Regions from separate parts of the Homo sapiens genome. Here region 2 is linked to region 1. Evidence: chromatin loops called from intact Hi-C (ENCODE). Cell type or tissue: heart left ventricle. All regions are shown on one strand.

Region 1 (2,500 bases):
TCTCTATCATCTCTTCCAGCTCCAGCACTTGGCAAAGGCCACCTGGTGACTCAGAGGGATTAACTGGGGCCAAAAGACATCATTCATGCCACGTAACAGGAACTCTGTTTCCTCGAGTGGGTGAAGGAGGAAGGAGTCTTGGGGCCGCTTCCCTTCCCTGGTGGGGGTTGTGACTGAGGGCAGGCAGTCTGGAAAGACAATTCTGGGCTGAGCTGTTTATGTAGCCTGTTCTGCCACTCTCTGTGCCGTTCAGGGCCTACAACACACATCTGTCTGACGGCCTGAATATCAGGGCAATGATGGCAGCCTGGAACTACATTTCAAGAGTTCTGAGTTCTCCTGGGCAGCCATTCCCTCAACTGCTCCATGCTGTCATGCCGTGGCAACACTGCATTCCTAACAAGAAGCTGGTCCCCGATTCTGTCCCTTTAATCACCACCCAATCTGTGAGTGTACAGGTAGGTGTACATCTATGTGTATGTGGAATTCGCTAGGTAAGGAGAGACCAGGTTCCTTGGAAGGTATGCCCTGGGGCAATAGTTCTGCATAAAAATCAGTTTGATGTTTACAGTGATAACTACAATCAAATCCCTGTCTCATGCCTTCTCTGAGGAAGAAAAGATGTCTAATTATGGTAGGTAAGAAGCCAAGCACACTTCATGTGGCAGGAGGGAGGAAAAGAGAGAAAACTCAGGAGACAGAATTAGCAGATTAATACATTAGCCTGCTCACTGTTTTCAAACACATCACCCCCCTTCCTATGATGCTGCATGAATCTCACACTAGTGGTTTATATGTTATCGAATCAAATGTTTTTCTTATTGTCCCCACTGAGGAGACCAGAACTTGTATAATGGGGCAGCCCTTGAATCAGGAAACAGCAGGGATAAAGTGGGAGGTATGAAGATGCCTAGGATGGATGCCAGGAAGAACAGCAGCACCATCCCTACAGCTGGTTCAGCAGCCCCAGAGGCTCCACCCCTGGTAAGAGGGCCACAGCTCAGAACGCCTCCTGCAGTCCTGGGCCACAGGGAAGATCCAGGCATCCTGGACGCACAGCCGCATTTTGCCAGGAGGGGGCGCACAAGCACCAATTTCATTCACTTCTGTTTTAGTGGTGGGGGAGGCGCCCCACTCGTGTCACGGGAACAGCCCTCCAAAGACGAGATTCTGGAAGTTGCACAAAGGAGGTTTGCACTGTTTTTTCCTCTCCTACCCAATACTCCTATTGCCAAAATAAATACGACATATATGGGGAGGCTGTTCCTTGCAAACAGCACCTGAGGGCATTCTGATGGTATCCTCTGCCTCCTCTGGGGTCTTCTCTCACTCTAGACAGGCTAAAAGCAGTCTTTTTATGGGGGACCCCAGGCAGACACCCTCTCTCTAGGGCATCCCAGGTTTTTTTGTTGTTGTTGTTGTTGTTGTTGTTTTGAGACGGAGTCTCGGTCTGTCGCCCAGGTTGCAGTGCAGTGGCGCGATCTTGGCTCACTGCAACCTCCATCTCCTGGGTTCAAGCGATTCTCTTGCCTCAGCCTCCCGAGTAGCTGGGATTACAGGCGCCCACCATCACGCCCAGCTAATGTTTGCATTTTTAGTAGAGATGGGGTTTCACCATGTTGTCCAGGCTGGTCTCGAACTCCTGACCTCAGGTGATCTGCCTGCCTCAGCCTCCCAGAATGCTGGGATTATAGGTGTGAGCCATCGCACCCAGTAAGGGCATCCCACTTTTAAGCAGAGCAGCCACTACCCATCCTAGAGCACCTGCTTTTGCTGTGGCAGCACTTGGTGTGTGCATTACTTCCTACTTGCTCACAGTAATCTTGGCAGTGAATGTTCTGCTCAGGTTCCCTGCCTGGTGTGACAGTGCTGGAATTCCAACCCAGGTCGCCCAATTCCGGAGCCTGCTGTCCTGCCACTCATCACTTCAGTTCAGGGGGACCTGGGAAGACACGGGGAGGCCACAGGTGAGCCTGAGGAGGAAGCAATCTTCTGGCAACAAAATGAGGCTCAAGCCCAGGCGGCCTTGCTCTGCAACAGTGCCTTGCTCCCGCCCTGCCCAGGGAGATGACCGGCTACCCACGTGGGCTGGAATCAAGGTGAGGTGGTCACTGTTCCCTCAAACCCAGGGCTCAAGAGACAGGAGTGAAAAGAAAAGAAAGGAGGCCAAGGGGCAAGAAAAAGTGAGTCCTCAGAGGTTCTCGTGCACTGAGGAGGGCTGAGGAAGTGTGCTTGCGGGGGTCGGCTGATAAGCTTAGAACAGGGAGGCCAGCCAGATGAGCTGGGTGGGGAGGAGGGAGGCCAGGAGGGAGAGAGCCAGGCCAGAGGAAGCCAGGTCTACTGACGCAGCAGGGCTTTTGAAGAAGAGTGCACCCTAGCCACGTCTTGCCCTTCCATGCCTCACTCTCCGCCCATCATTCAGAAAAACCCACAGCTGAATCTTTGAGGAGGCTCAGGGGTCACCCAGCCATGAGAATAATCAAAGATAAAGGGGAGTGGG
Region 2 (2,500 bases), 400 kb after region 1:
GGGACACCGGGATGCCACCCGGCTCTCGTTGGAGAAGGTGTTACCGACTCTCTGCATCCGAGTCAGCAACTAACTGCTGTCAAAGGGCGCGAGGCTCCCAGCGCAGAGCTAGGCGCACGGACGCCCGGAGAGGAGGGACCTCGCGCGGCCTACCCGAGCTCAGCTCCGCTCGCTCGGTTCCCTTCGCTTCTGCAAACGCAGGCGGAGTTCGGGATCAGCCACGCCCATCTTACCTCCAAGAGCCAGACTGTCAGCGCCCTGGCGCGCCCGCAGCTGCTCTCCTCCCAGACTCCGACCCTTTCTCCGCCCTTCCCCACCTTCGTTAATGGACCCGGGGAGGCCGCAGCTGTGAAGGAACTGGATCCACGACCAGGCCAGACCCGAGGGAGCCGCACCCTGGCGCAGCCAACAGCAGATTGATCCCCCAGCTGGAAGGGGGCTGTCTTGCCTTCTAAGGACCAGGCCTGGGGCAAGGATTGTTCCTAGACAGAGCCAGGGGAGGGCGGCCTTCCTGGGTCATCCACCCTACCTCTCCCTGACCACCCACAACCCCACGCGGACACGCGACACGAGGAGGTGGACTGGTCTCTCCGGCTGCATTAATTCTTCCCGGGGCGTCCTGTGCTGCAGGCTGTGGTCTGGGCTCTGGGGCCACAAAGATGAAGACGCAGTTGGGGCTTCAGGAGAGTGGCTCCCAGTGCACAGAGAAAGACCTAGCCCTCCTCCGCCTCACCCTCCACGTCAGTAGCCTTCTTGGTGACCATCATAACCACAGCTATGCCTCTGGTGCTGTTATTTGATAATTTTTTTTTTTTAAGAGACAGGGTATCATTATGTTGCCCAGGTTAATCTCGAACTCCTGGGCTCAAGCGATCCTCCCATCTCGGCCTCCCAAAGTGCTGAGATTACAGGCGTGAGCCACCTCGCCCAGCCTATAAACTTTATTTTTTATTTTTTTGTAGAGATTGGTGGGGGGGGTCTCCCAATGTTGCCCAGCCTGGTCTCGAACTCCTGCAGGGCTCAAGCTCTCCTCCCGCGTGAGCCAGCCACCCGGCCTGATAAACTCCTTTTTGTTGAGTGATACTATTAAATACATACATACTGAAAAGCGCAGAAAAAGGTGCAGGTGAATGTCAGGAGGAGAACACACCCAAGTCACCACCACACTACTGCAGAACTGTTGCTACATCTCATCTCTACCGCAGCTGCAATTCCGTGTCCGGAGCCGCGTGGGGCAGGGCCTGTGCGGGAGTTGGGGGAGGGGGTTAAGTGGGAGACAGGCGCGTGAAAGAGGCAGACCCCACGATTCTCCCCAAGACTCCTTGTCCCCAAGAGGACAGCCATCGTGACTCTCCCGGACTCCATTAAAAGAGATTACAAGTGAAGAGGGGTCAATGTGGGGCCTTCACTCAGGCCTCACTTGGCTGTCAGGGGCCAAGAGACAGGACAGAAAAGTCTGGAAGCTGGAGGCAGTGAGGGGAAGGCGCGGGAAGACTACAACTCCCGTCATGCGCCGCGCAGCAACGCCTGCGCACTGAGCGCTGGTTGCCCATGCGGCCCTAGGGCTGGGAGCGCGGCGCCGCTCTCCGCTGCGGGGGAGGCCATGGCGGAACCTTCCCAGGCCCCGACCCCGGCCCCGGCTGCGCAGCCCCGGCCCCTTCAGTCCCCAGCCCCTGCCCCAACTCCGACTCCTGCACCCAGCCCGGCTTCAGCCCCGATTCCGACTCCCACCCCGGCACCAGCCCCTGCCCCAGCTGCAGCCCCAGCCGGCAGCACAGGGACTGGGGGGCCCGGGGTAGGAAGTGGGGGGGCCGGGAGCGGGGGGGATCCGGCTCGACCTGGCCTGAGCCAGCAGCAGCGCGCCAGTCAGAGGAAGGCGCAAGTCCGGGGGCTGCCGCGCGCCAAGAAGCTTGAGAAGCTAGGGGTCTTCTCGGCTTGCAAGGTGGGGGCGGGGCCTGGGGTGAAGGGGCGGGGCTTGGGGCATCCCAGGGCTCTGGTGGGAATGGGGTCAAAGCTCTGGCTGCGGAGCGGCTCTTGCCCCAGAGGTATAGGTCATTGACTGATCCTTCCACCTCCAGGCCAATGAAACCTGTAAGTGTAATGGCTGGAAAAACCCCAAGCCCCCCACTGCACCCCGCATGGATCTGCAGCAGCCAGCTGCCAACCTGAGTGAGCTGTGCCGCAGTTGTGAGCACCCCTTGGGTAAGGCAGGCAGCGCCCTTGGAGCTGGGGGCAGGTGCTGGGTCCTGCTTGGACAGGGTGACAAGTGCCACAAAGCTTCATCTCTGAAAAAATCAAAGATGCCTCGAAGGAGGGATTGGGTTGGGGGGGGGTGTGCACCAAGGGGGGAGAAAGGAAATCTCTCAGCCCAGAACAGGCCCAGGCAACCCAACGGTTGATATCGGAGCAGTCAGTCTCACTGTTGGTCACACTGGTTGGAGGAACAGAGTGTGTATCTTGCTTGGCTGTGAAGAGGGTCAAGAAGCCTTGTTGATTTCTT

What was found. A loop is a pair of places that touch in the nucleus more often than their neighbours do. Peaks named below come from ENCODE experiments on the same cell type or tissue, not always from the same donor. Only the 100,000 strongest peaks of a DNase experiment are listed, where the experiment ranks them.
Region 2: a loop joins it to region 1, with 2.3 times the contacts of the local background. A loop is called at or near these places in 10 of 110 quality-filtered maps.

What each region holds. Positions count from the first base shown.
Region 1 is chr17:42,516,214-42,518,713 of GRCh38, reverse strand. The region is part of intron 21 of ATP6V0A1 (ATPase H+ transporting V0 subunit a1); the gene reads right to left. Among named protein-coding and RNA genes, the nearest start is that of MIR5010, 3.3 kb to the right of the region's middle. RefSeq lists a silencer at 1,115-1,164 and an enhancer at 1,608-2,107. In heart left ventricle, a CTCF peak has its summit at 1,075 (motif pointing right); DNase peaks (open chromatin) are centred at 63 and 1,073; H3K27ac peaks cover 2,313 bases.
Region 2 is chr17:42,120,408-42,122,907 of GRCh38, reverse strand. KAT2A (lysine acetyltransferase 2A) reads left to right here and starts at 1,541. Exons shown (of 18, transcript NM_021078.3): 1 at 1,541-1,942; 2 at 2,079-2,202. The coding sequence starts at 1,604. It overlaps HSPB9 (heat shock protein family B (small) member 9), which reads right to left and starts at 104. Exons shown (of 1, transcript NM_033194.3): 1 at 1-104. The coding sequence starts at 57. RefSeq lists a silencer at 1,425-1,674. In heart left ventricle, no CTCF peak of the experiment used is centred here; DNase peaks (open chromatin) are centred at 278, 484, 1,527 and 1,927; H3K4me3 peaks cover 1,314 bases; H3K27ac peaks cover 580 bases.